Regions from separate parts of the Homo sapiens genome. Here region 1 is linked to region 2. The links are chromatin loops, found by intact Hi-C in ENCODE. Cell type or tissue: heart left ventricle. All regions are shown on one strand. Each heading gives the region's core, and the rest is flanking DNA. Links, peaks and the distances in the headings are about the cores only.

Region 1 (4,927 bases), core at 1-2,500, 130 kb after region 2:
CAAAGCCTCGTACAGTAAGAGTAGCCAGGTGTTAGCCACTTTAATAGAAAATATGATCAAAACTCGATTACAAGAGTTCAAAAAGACATAGAAAACCAGTGAGTTTCAATTTTATTACAAGTTTTCAAATCTGGGACTAGTTTCTTTTTTTCTTTTAACTGAAATGCCAACTTCAGCCCAGGGTTTTTTCACAACCAAACTAAAAATGACTTACTACATGGGAACATCAATGCAACAAGTAGAATTTGTAAACTCAAGCCACAAACTTAGTTAATAATCATGGTTAAGGGACATTGCCAAAGAGCAACTGATGCCTCAGTGAAGTTTGAAAGAAACTCTGCTTTCTGTGACGGCAGAGAAGAAATATGCAAGCAATTCTGCTTCAAAGAAATTTGCATAGAAATGGAAAAATGCCAGAGCCTTTAACACAAGTGAAATTGCAAAGCCTCAACACGTTCAACTCAATCCACAGAGCACCAAATGTTTAATGGGAGCCAAGGTAGGACTGAGCATTGAACTTCCAGCTATGCAACTCGCAGGGCACAATTTCAAGTGTGGAAACCATCTGTAGGCAAGCTCTTTTAAAAACATGAATTTTAGACACCGTAAATTCTAATGCAGACACTTTTGCATTACTGTTTGAATTTCAGAAGGGCACCACAAGGCACCAGAGTCTTTCAAAGTCACTCACAGCAACAATTGCATTTTTTTCCCAGCCTTGGTAGCCCCTTTCAGTTGTCTAGCCTCTGCACTGTGGCACACCACTGACATTAAATCCAGTCATGGCCTAAGTGGCATGAGGCAGCTATTTCCAGGGCACCTCCCACCTCCTTGGCATGGGAGGCTTCCCAGTCACTCCTCCTTCGTGTCCCCTCTTTCAAGAACCTCCAGAGCTCTTGGCATCAGGGGCCCCCATTGCTGGGCCCCACACGGGAGACCACATCTGGAAGCACTATTCCTACAGCTCCCTCTGCTGGAGACGAAAGTGACAGTTTGTTGCAAAGACCTGTAGAAACATTACTTACACGTTCATTTCTGTACACATTTAGTTAATTTAGAACCTGGGACTTTTACAATCGATTCCCCAAACCCCTTTATGGCAGCAACACTGAAGGAGCACAGTTTCTCTCTCTAGGAAGAAGAGGATTAGCAGACATAATTGTGTGCGTCAAGAGAAATTTGTAATCAAAAAATGAAAGTAAGACGAATGGCCCAGAAACCCGCATTTTATTGACAGTCATTTTCCCACAGAGAATCTTAGAAAGATGTCGCGTTTTCTTTTAATGAATGAGAGAAGCCCATTTGTATCCCTGAATCATTGAGAAAAGCAACAGATACAACTGACAGTCACACTTTTTAAAATCAAACAGTCACTACCTTCAGCCCACACCTCCACACCCGCATCTGCCTCCCCAATGGCTGTCAGTTCGGTAAAGTCACCCTCTCCTTCTACTCTGGTATTACCACGAGAATTGAAATTTTTAAGCAGAAAAAAAAAGAAGTCAAGTTACAAATAAATGAGTGGCGAACCAAGGGAAGCCCTTTGACTATGATTTCCAATTTTCTGTTCAATCCACACTGCAGAGATACAAGGATAAACCACCATTTTGGTTCCCAAGTTTTATTCAAGAACTCATACAAAATTTTCCAGATAAATGAAATTTAATCCTCGTCTTCCTCCTCTTCTTCGTCCTGGTTAATCTGGAAGTAACGTAATTCGTAACTCTCTTTGCTGTTAGCAACTACGCGCAACCAGTCACGTAGATTATTCTTCTTCAAATATTTTTTGGTGAGATATTTCAAATACCTGCAGAGAAAGGACACAAGAACTCCACTAGACAGTTGGTGCTTGCATTCTAAAACATTTTAACATTTATAAAACCCAGCACTCAAAATCATTACAATTCAAGGTGTTTTCCCAAGCCTCAAAAATGGCAAAGGTAAGGCAAATACACCCAGCCAAGGCTCTGAGTTATCAGCCACGTACCATCGACATCGGCAGTAACAATTAGAATAGCCTCAGCATGGTGGCTCAGGCCTGTAATCCCAGCGCTTTGGGAGGCCAAGGCAGGCAGATCACTTGAGGTCAGGAGTTCGAGACCAGCCTGAACAACATGGTGAAACCCCATCTCTACTAAAAATAAAAAAATTAGCTGGGCGTGGTGGTGCACGCCTGTAATCCCAGCTACTCGGGAGGCTGAGGCATGAGGATCCCTTGAATCCAGGAGGCGGAGGGTGTAGTGAGCTAAGATTGTACCACTGTATTCCAGCCTGGGTGACAGAGCAAGACTGCCTCCAAAAAAAGAAAAAAGAAAAAAAACTAGGCCAGGGGCACTGGCTCACACCTGTAATCCCAGCATTTTGGAGGGCTGAGGCAGGCGGATCATGAGGTCAGGAAACGGAGACCATCCTGGCTAACACGATGCAACCCTATCTCTACTAAAAATACAAAAAATTAGCCAGACGTCGTGCTGGGCGCCTGTAGTCCCAGCTAGTCAGGAGGCTGAGGTAAGAGAATCGCTTGAACCCGGGAGGCAGAGGCTGCAGTGAGCCGAGATGGCGCCATTGCACTCCAGCCTGGGCGACAGAGCAAGACTCCATCTCAAAAAAAAAAAAACAAAAAAAAAAAACAAGAGCAGATAAGTAGATAAGTAGATGTACCAGTTGTCCATGAAAATGCAGCAAACACCTATAACATGGTTTTTAGTGACCACTGGAGAAAGATAACATGATAGAAATTTACAGTTAAGTACGCAACCTCAATACCTTTTATGCAGAAAATAGTGGGTTTCCAAAGAGCTGTAAGCGCTGCGCACACATCACCTCACGGAGTCAAACCCCCTTTTGAGGTTGTCTGGATGATGAGGACTGCTTCTTAGGGGTGTGCACACACTCGCTCCTGCTCACCACCCAACACACAGGGACAGAATGCCACCCTGCCACTGCGCTCACGCCCAGAGAGCACAAAGCCTTTCAGTCAGCCTGCCCAATTGCTGCTTTAGCCAGGTGAGAGCTAAACACTCACCACAACAGGGATCATTTAAAAACTCTTTTATTTATTTTTTTAGACAGAATCTCCTTCTGTGGCCCAGGCTCACTGCAACCTCTGCCTCCAGGATTCAAGCAATTCTCATGCCTCAGTCTCCCATGTAGCTGGGATTACAGGTGTATAACACCATGTCCAGCTAATTTTTGTAATTTCAGTAGAGATGGGGGTTTTGCCATATTGGCCAGTCTGGTCTCGAACTCCTGGCCTCAAGTGTCTGCCCACCTCAGCCTCCCGAAGTGCTGGGATTATAGCTGTGAGCCACTGCGACCAGCCAAAACACTCATTCTTTATGGAAAGGCAAAAACTGGCTTTTGTGCCCAACACCCTAACTACATAAAGATGACCTAAGGGCTGGGCACAGTGGCTCACGCCTGTAATCCCAACACTTTGTGAGGCCAAGGTGAGAGGATCCCTTGAATCTAGGAGTTCGAGACCAGCCTAGGCAACATAGCAAGACCCTGTCTCTACACAACATTTTTTTTTTTAATTAAAAAAAAAAAAGATGAAGTGCACCACAGTCTTGGCAGCTCTCTCACCGGCTTGCTTCCGTGGCCCTGAGGCTATTCCGAATCTTCCCAAGCCATAAAGAGGGAATTTCACAACACACAAACCCACAGCAGAGCCAATTCATCTACCCAAGCTGTTTCTCCCACAGTGAAAGGGGATCCCTGCTACTAACCATCTCTTCAGACCATAGCAAGGATTACATGAGATGCTCAGAGAGATCCCTGGCATTTTTTTTTTTTTTGAGACGGAGTTTCGCTCTTGTTGCCCAGGCTGGAATGGCACGATCTCCGGCTCACCTCAACCTCCGTCTCCCGGGTTCAAGCAATTCTCCTGCCTCAGCCTCCCGAGTAGCTGGGATTACAGGCATGTGCCACCACGCCCAGCTAATTTTGTATTTTTAGTAAGAGACGGGGTTTCTCCATGTTGGTCAGGCTGGTCTGGAACTCCCGACCTCAGGTCATCCACCCGTCTGGGCCTCCCAAAGTGCTGGGATTACAGGCGTGAGCCACCGCGCTCAGCATGGATCCCTGGCATATTCACAGGACCCAAATGTCATGAACCAACAGACTCACCATCTCCAAAAAAGGAGCACTGTGACAGTGCTCCACACCAACAAAGCAATCTCCACACCAACAAAGCAATCTCCACACCAACAAAGCAATCTCCACACCAACAAAGCAATCGCCACAAAGTGTGAAGATCTCAATTCAACTGTCCACTTTTTGCTAAGCAAAGATAAATCAATTTGGTCATTCCATCTAAAAAGTATACTTTTGTCAATTATTTCCACCATATTGTATTCAGATGAGGTTAATTCAAAATTTCAGGTGGTTGAAATGTTCCCTGACATAGCCGGACATGGTGGGGCACTCGTGTAGTCCCAGCTATTTGGGAGGCTGAGGTAGGACTGTTTGAGCCAGGAGATGGAGGCTAGAGTGAGCTATGATCACCCCACTGCTCTCCAGCCTTGGTGACAGAGTAAGACCCTATCTAAAAAAAAGGAAAAAAAAAAATCCCTAATAGTACACTGGGGAAAAAAATCAGGTTAAAAAAAAAAAAAAAACCCTGTACAGGCCAGGCAGGGTGCCTCATGCCTGTAATCCCAGCACTTTGGGAGGCCGAGGCGGGTGGATCACCTGAGGTCAGGAGTTCCAGACCAGCCTGGCCAACATGATGAAACCCCCTCTCTACTAAAAATACAAAAAATTAACCGGGCGTGGTGGCAGGCGCCTGTAATCCCAGCTACTCAGGAGGCTGAGGCAGGAGAATTGCTTGAACCTGGGAGGCGGAGGTTTCAGTGAGCTGAAATCGCGCCATTGCACTCCAGCCTAGACAAGAAGATCAAAACTCGTTTTCAAAAATATAAATAAA
Region 2 (8,086 bases), core at 3,308-5,807:
AGGGTGTGCAGCCAGGTTCCTGGCATCTTGAACAAAGAATTGGACAAAACGCACATACAAAGCAAGGAAAGAATGAAGCAACAAAAGCAGCCGGGTGAGGTGGCTCACGCCTGTAATCCCAACAGTTTGGGAGGCCAAGACGGGTGGGTTACATGAGGCCAGGAGTTCGAGAGCAGCCTGGGCAACATGGCAAAAGCCTGTCTCTACTAAAAATACAAAAATTAACCAGTCGTGGTGGCGGGCACCTGTAGTCCCAGCTATTCGGGAGGCTGAGGCAGGAGAATCACTTGAACCTGGGAGGCGGAGGTTGCAGTGAGCCAAGATGGAACAAAAGTACACTCCACAGGATGGGAGTGGGCAAGCGGCTCAAGAACCTGGATACAGAATTTTCTGGGGTTTAAATACCTTCTAGAGGTTTCCCATTGGTTACCTGGTGTACATCTTATGTAAATGAAGTAGTGGCCTGTGATCATTCTGATTGGTTGCAGAAAGTGACCAATTAGAGGCTGAAATGAAGTTACAAAGTTACACTTCTATGCAAATGAAGACTTGGCCCACAGCCAGCCTGATTGGTTGCGGGAGGGGACAAATCAGAGGTATTTTCCATTTTTCGTCTGCCACACAGAAAAGGGGGCGCCATGCAAAGAGAGTAGCCTCTGGTTCTTTTGTTACTTGGGCGTGGAAAGTTGGGGTTTTCCTTTTGACTTAGTTATAGGAAATCAGCGGGAATTGGCCTTCAGTTCCCTGCCTCCAGACCCTGGTCTCCTGCCCCAACAGGAGCCACGAGATGCTGGAAGGGACAGGAAAGGACACCTCATGAGGGTGTTTGGAGGGAACACTGCCCACACCTGGACTTCAGACTCCAGAAGTGGGAGAGAAGACATTCCTGTTGTTGTAAGTCCTCTAATTTGGGGATCTTTGTAATGGCAGCCGCAGGGAACTAACACAGGTGGAGAGAACATATCTTTTATTTGCCTGAAGCCCCGAGGAAAATGCCTGAGCAGCCTCGGAGACACTGCAGGTCCCACTGTGGGGCTGAAACGCCCTTGGGGATCTCGCTTCTCAGGGAGTGGAGGAGACCAGAAGACAAACGCTTTTTTTTTTTTTTTTTTTTGAGTTGGAGTTTCGCTGTATCGCCCAGGCTACAGTGCAGTGGCACAGTCTCGGCTCACTACAACCTCTGCCTCCCAGGTTCAAGCGATTCTCCTGCCTCAGCCTCCCAAGTAGCTGGGACTGCAGGGATGCACCACCATGCCTGACTAATTTTTGTATTTTTGGTAGAGACAGAGTTTTGTCATGTTGACCACGCTGGTCTCAAACTCCTGACCTCAGGTGATCTGCCCACCTTGGCATCCCAAAGTGCTGGGATTACAGGCATGAGCCATCTCACCCCACCAACAAAGTCCCTTTAGCAGTTGATGGGCCAGAGGTTGTTGTTACACCCAGGTCAGGGTGAAGGTGGGGCGGGGAGGGTGGTGGCCTCACTCTATCTGGTGAATTTCATTTTGCTGCACCAGGGTTGACGGGGTGGGTGGGATGCTCCGTGACTCAGACCACCAGTTATTAAAGATCCCAGATAAATTTATTCTGTGCTTACCTCTTCTCCGTCAGCGACTGGGCTGGGTCACCATTAAACTTGGTCTTAAATATGAATATAGAAAAGATGATACCTGGGGATAGGCACTGCCCGGTGCCGCAAGAAACCAGCTGTGCCCCTGGCCTGGGCATTTCATCAGCTGAACTGAGCTGTAGCTGATGGAGGTGGACGGCAGCATGCCTGTTACACTTCCCCAGTTTTTTTTTGAGACAGAGTCTCACTCTGTCACCCAGGCTGGAGTGCAGTGGTGCAATCTCAGCTCACTGCAACCTCTGCCTCCTGGGTTCAAGCGATTCTCCTGCCTCAGCCTCCCGAGTAGCTGGGACTACAGGCGCGAGCCACCATGCCCGGCTATTTTTTGTATTTTTAGTAGAAACGGGGTTTCACCACGTTGGCCAGGCTGATCTCAAACTCCTGACCTCAAGTGACCCACTCGCCTCGGCCTCCCAAAGTGCTGGGATTACAGGCGTGAGCCACCGCGCCCGGCCTACACTTCCCCATTGTTTAAACTGTCCTCAATTATTGCTGTTAAAAAGAATTTTAAGATGAATTTTTAAATCCACACAGCCCCTGTGTAAGCATGAGGGAGCAGGGTGAGGGCAGCTGGCCTAGCACACACTTCCCCTCCCCTGTGGACGTTAGGGTTCAGAGATGTGGCCTCAGAATGGCAGGCCAGAAGCTGTGGCCGGGCCCACACTGTGCTGACTGGACACCAGCCCTCAGTTCAGCTGTGTTTTCCTCTGCTCCCCATGGTGCTGGGAGTGAACCCAAACTCCCCGCAAGGCTCTACGTGGCCCTAGCCTGCCTCCTTGGTTTCAACTCGGACCCCTCTCCCTCCCGCTCAGGAGGCTCTGGACGCCGCCCCTTCCTTCTGTATCCCCAAAGGGGAACTCATTCCATCCACAGGGTCATCGCACTTTCTGTTCCCTCTTCCTGGAGGCTGCCTCCCCAGACGTGGCCTGGTTCCTTCCCATTGTCACATCTAAGCTTGGTCCCCAAAGAGACTGTCCCAAGCACCCACTCTAAACAAGCACCTATGAAGTCATCAGAAGCCCCTCTCCTGAGTGAGTGTCTTCCTCACCCCTCCTCCATCTCGGTTGCCTTGCTCTTTGCCCATCTGCACTGCTTTGAGATCAGAGCTTTGTCTGTCCCTGGCACCCGGAACACCCCCAGCCTCTGTGAGTTTAGGTCGGAAGGCGCTGCGTGGTCTTGGTCTTAATCTACTTTCCAAAGCACATGTCTCGTTCGGGCTGCATCCTAGATGGTGGGAAGACAGGACTGACTGGAAGCTGGTCTGAGGCTCTCTCTGCAGTCCAGATGTGGATGGCAGGGAGCCTCTGCGGTCCTTGGGCACTGACCCTTGGTCATGAACTCCTGGCAGGGCAGGAGTCCTGATTTCCTGTGCTTTCTGACTCTAGATCCCAGGCTCTTACCACAAGCTCAGGTTCACCAGGAAGTACTTGGTTGGTTGCCAGGTTCATTGAGCAGACTGTAGTTGCTCAGTTAACCATAGGCCATCACTTCCAGCTGGGAAGAGCTGGGAATCCAGGTGTGTCTTAAAGGACAGGCGGGAAGGAGGGCACTGAGGGCAGGAGGAGGGGAAGGAGAAAAACAGCAGAGACCAGGGGGGATGGCAAGTTAACCTGTCTACAAGGCCAAGTGCATCCTGGGAAAGAGGGGTCCCCAAGGAACGGGGTCCATCTTGGGAAAGATCCTGTTTTACTTTCCTGAGGCTGCTGTAACAAGCTGGGTGGTTTACAACAGAAGCTTTTTCTTTCCCAGTTCTGGGAGGTGAAAGTCCAACGGCCAGGTGCAGCCGGGCCATACTTCCTCCGAAGGCCCCAGGGAGGGTCCTTTTTGCCTCCCCCAGTTTCTGGTGGTGCCGGCAGGCCTGGGCATTCCTCAGCTTGTGGCCACATCGCTCCAACCTCTGCCTCTGCCGTCCCATGGCCATTTTCTCTCTGTGGGCCTCTGTCTCCAAATCTCTCTCTCCTTATAAGAACACCAGTCATGGCCAGGCACAGTGGCTCATGCTTATAATCCCAGCATCTTGGGAGGCTGAGGCAAGTGGATCACTTGAGTCCAGGGGTTCAAGACCAGCCTGAGCAATGTGGCAAAACTCTGTCTCTACAAAAAATGCAAAAAATGGCCAGGCATGGTGGCAAGTGCCTATGATCCCAGCTATTCCTGAGGCTGAAGTGAGGATCACTGAGCCCAGGAGGCAGAGTCTGCAGTGAGCCGAGATCGAACCACTGGCACTCCAGCCTGGGTGACAGAACAAGACCCTGCCTCAAAAACAAAAAGCAAAAAACAAAAACCCAGTCATTGGATTGAAGGCTGACCCTAATCCAGGACCATCGCATCTTAACTTGATTACATTTGCAAAGACCTTGTTTCCAAATAAAGTCACACTCACAGGTATCAGGAATTAGGATCTCAACTGTCTTTTGGGGACACATTTCGACCTGCCACAGGCCCCAAGGATTGACTCAACACCTTGAGCCTGCGGGGACATCCCTGAGTGTCCTGGGAGGAACCCGGGCTCCCACCGGCTACCTGTGTGACCTCAGACAAGTCCCCTGGCCTCTCCATGACTCGATTTCCTTACCCGGAAAGTGGAGACCGGGGTCACTACAGCAGAATTGTCCTGAGGACTAAATAAGCTCCAGGTGACATAACTCAAAGCTCCAGGCTTGGCTCATTGTGGGAGAGAAATGCAGGCCCTTCCCGTCCCTGGAAAAGGGACCTTCCCACACAGCAGTCGCTGTCCAGGCACCTGGACTGTCCCCTGTCTATCCATCTTGGGGTCTCACTCGTGCACCTAGTCTCACTTAGAGATGTAGTTCAGTGCCGCGCAGACAAGGGGCGGAGGCATCAGGAAGGAACAGGAGGAGGGAGGGAGGCGAGCAGCCAGTCATTCCGGAAGAGCTGCCGGGCCAGACGCAGGGGCTGGGAGAAAGCCAGCTGGCAGGCCCAGTGCTCTCCTTGAGGGCCTGCCCAGGACCACGGCTGGCAGCTGTGTGGGGCTTGGGTCGGGGCTGGGAGGGCTTCTGCTGGCAGCGGGCACCACATTGGAGCCTCGGTGGTCATGGTCATCCCAGGCCTGGAAACAGCATCCGTCTGCAGCCCCAGCCTCTCCAGCCCCAGCTTCCCTAAAGGGACAGAACAGCCCTTCCCTCCCCCACAGGGCTGCTGCAGGAGAGGTGGGAGGAAAGGCAGAGAGACCCAGACTCCTGCACTGGGTGGTTGCCTTGTAACCGACTGATGATGTGCTAGGTGTTTCTGGAGCTGACCTGGCCACAGGAATCACGGGCCATACCTGTTTTTCCTGTTTTTTGTTGTTTTTTGTGTTGAGACAGCGCCTTGCTCTGTCGCCCAGGCTGGAGTGCAGTGGTGCAATCATAGCTCACTGCAGCCTCAGCCTCCTGGGCTCAAGTAATCCTCCAGCCTCAGCCTCCCTAGTAGCTGGGACCACAGGTGCGCACCACCACACCTGGCTAATTTTTGTGCTTTTTGTAGAGATGAGTCTCACTAGGTTCCCCAGGCTAGCTGGGAACCCCTGGGCTCAAGCGATCCACCCACCTTGGCCTCCCAAAGTGCTGAGATTATAGGCATGAGCCACTGTGCCCAGCCACACCTGTTACACTACCGATCCCCAGGCCCCTTCCTGGAGGTTTGGGGCATCTTCCCCTGGAGGCTCTTCGGACAAGCAAGGAGAGGGAGCACCACCCATGTGCTGGCGCCGTGGTCATTGTTGTTGGTCTTGTTACGTCTCAAAGGGTGCTTCTGAGGACAGAAGGAGGAAGAGAAAGAGAGGTGCTCGCTTGGGGCTGGAGAGTTGCATGGGAAACAGCAGCAACTCAGAGCAGAGCCGGCCATCTCACAGCCGCGGGCCTCTCTCCCCTTTCTGGGCTCCTAGAGTTGGAAGTGAGTGGGGCCATGAGGTCCTGGTGAGCAAGAGGAAGGAGGAGGAACTGGCTTTGCAGACCGTGCAAAGCCGGTTCCCGGGAAGCACACACATGGCCTGCAGGAGGCCTTGTCCTAGCATCACCTGCAGCTTCAAGCACAGTCCACTCAGCCCAACCACAGAATGGGCCCCGCCAGTGGGATGTGCGCTCTGGGCAAGGCTCACATGTCCTGTCATCGGTCCTGTGGCCTCCTCCTTCCCTCGGCCTCCCACTGTCCCTCCGTGTCAAGTCTCCCACCATCTGATGCGCCCTCTGGCAAGGCCAGTGAGTCACCCTACTCCAGACACAGAACCTGCTGCTGCCTCACAGGCTCCCGCCATCTGCCCTCCTGCCTCTGCTCTCAGGAGAAGGACACTCCTGGAATTCCACATGGATCCCACCTTCTCCCTGGAGCCCTGCCATACTCCTGGGCACCGCTGATGCGCTCTCCTGCTGGCTGACTTGGCCTTGAACACGGGTGGCTCAGGCCTTTCCCAGGGACCCTTGCTTCATGCCCCAGCTGGAGGAAGCCACACTCACAGCACTTAGCCCCTATGGGGTCTTCAGCTCTTACTCTCCTGGTGGACTCCTCCTCCAGGAAGGCCACCGGCCCTGCCTCCCTTTGTTCTTAGAAACTGCTCCTTTGGGGCAGCCCCTCAACTGTTCAACATCCTCTGCCCTTCCTTGGGCAAGAAGCCACCTTTGGGTGTAAACCACACTCCGTTCAGCACGGACAAGGCGGTCTCTGCAGGATGCAGACCCTCAGTCTCACTCTCGGAGGAGCTGCTGGAGGCTGTGCTTTTAAAAGCCATGTCAGGCCAAGCGTGGTGGCTCACGCCTGCAATCCCATTACTTTGGGAGGCCCAGGCAGGTGGCGGATCACAAGGTCAAGAGATCGAGACCATCCTAGCCAACATGCTGAAACCCCGTCTCTACTAAAAATACAAAAATTAGCTGGGCATGGTGGCACGTGCCTGTAGTCTCAGCTACTCAGGTGGCTGAGGCAGGAGAATTGCTTGAACCCAGGAGGTGGAGGTTGCAGTGAGCCAAGGTCGCACCACTGCACTCCAGCCTGGCAACAGAGCAAGACTCCGTCTCAAAAAAAAAAAAAAAAAAAAAGCCATATCTAAAACCTTCTCCAGACCTTGAGCCCTCCACAGGCCTCGTTCTGTGCATGAGAGGGCATCCGCCCCCTTCCACTGCGAGCCTGTTGCCATTGTAGGGGAGGAGCTGGCCGGCCCCAGCTTTCCAGCCTCTCCAGGCCCAAGGGGGAGGAGTGGACCCCAGGCACTGAGCCGGAAGCCTCCGCTACAGCAGGGATGCTGTCTGTGGTGCACTCCAGGGACACAGAGCAGAGCTTTTAATGGGGGTGGCTGCTCTCCAGTGAATCACAGCAAGAGCTAGCTGCTTCATCTTATCAACAGCAGGTACCGGAGAGACAGAAAAAGAACCAGAAATGGGTTGTAGGTTGAAGTCAACCAGCCACGCTCCATGCCTCTGACCAAAGCCTACCAGCACTGGGCCGGGCGGTGGCTCACGCCTGTAACCCCAGCACCGGGCCGGGCGGGGGCTCACGCCTGTCATCCCAGCACCGGGCCGGGCGTGTCCCCACACATGAATGTTCCAGGCTTCCCTTGTCTGGACGATGTGATCAGGGAGACACCATCCCAGATTCTGGCTGGTAACAGAGCAGGCCTCCTCAACCCTGGCACCATTGACACTTGGGCTGGACAATTCTCTGTCATGGGGCAGCATCCGTGGCCTCTGCCTACTGCCAGTAGCACCTCCTGCCCAGTTGGGACAACCAAAAATGCCTCCCTATGCTGCCCAGTGTTCCCTGGGGAACAAAACCCCTCCCAGGTAACATGCACTGATACAGAGTAATCATCTCTGCCACCAATTTTCACAGATTATAACGGAATATAATGTGCATAATGCAAAAATTATATTGAATTCTTTTTAAAATTACCCTCCACCCCACCTTATTCCAAAAAGGATTGTAGGTGACGTTGTTAAATTAATCTGCTACCATGAAATTTTTAAAATAAATAATAGCAAATATGGGGAAAATGGAAAATAAGGGTAGGTCAGTAAAATAAGTCGGTGGTAAAAATAAAATACCAAATTCACCCACTAGATGACCAGGCAGTGACTGGTGAGGGCTGTGTGTTTTATACAGACTTTCCGGCAAAGAATAAACCCACTGATTGCTTAGAAGTCCAGTGTCAGCCAAGCGCGGTGGCTCACGCCTGTAATCCCAGCATTTTAGAAGCCCAAGGCAGGCGGATCGCCTGAGGTCGGGAGTTCAAGACCAGCCTGACCAACATGGAGAAACTCTGTCTCTACTAAAAATACAAAAAATTAGCCGAGCGCGGTGGCACATGCCTGTAATCCCAGCTACTCGGGAGGCTGAGGTAGGAGAATCACTTGAACCCGGGAGGTGGAGGTTGCAGTGAGCCAAGATTGCACCATTGCTCTCCAGCCTGGGCAACAAGAAAAAAAAAAAGAAGTCCAAAAAAAAAAAGTCCAGTGTCTCTAAAAT

Evidence for each region. Hi-C counts contacts between places; a loop is a spot of excess contacts. Peaks named below come from ENCODE experiments on the same cell type or tissue, not always from the same donor. Only the 100,000 strongest peaks of a DNase experiment are listed, where the experiment ranks them.
Region 1: a loop joins it to region 2, with 3 times the contacts of the local background. A loop is called at or near these places in 48 of 110 quality-filtered maps.

What each region holds. Positions count from the first base shown.
Region 1 is chr1:6,185,010-6,189,936 of GRCh38, forward strand. RPL22 (ribosomal protein L22) reads right to left here. Exons shown (of 4, transcript NM_000983.4): 4 at 11-1,807. The coding sequence ends at 1,663. Among named protein-coding and RNA genes, the nearest start is that of CHD5, 7.2 kb to the left of the region's middle. In heart left ventricle, for the core only: a CTCF peak has its summit at 963 (motif pointing left); no DNase peak of the experiment used is centred there.
Region 2 is chr1:6,054,260-6,062,345 of GRCh38, forward strand. The region is part of intron 2 of KCNAB2 (potassium voltage-gated channel subfamily A regulatory beta subunit 2); the gene reads left to right. Among named protein-coding and RNA genes, the nearest start is that of KCNAB2, 12 kb to the left of the region's middle. RefSeq lists an enhancer at 5,808-6,308. In heart left ventricle, for the core only: no CTCF peak of the experiment used is centred there; a DNase peak (open chromatin) is centred at 4,542.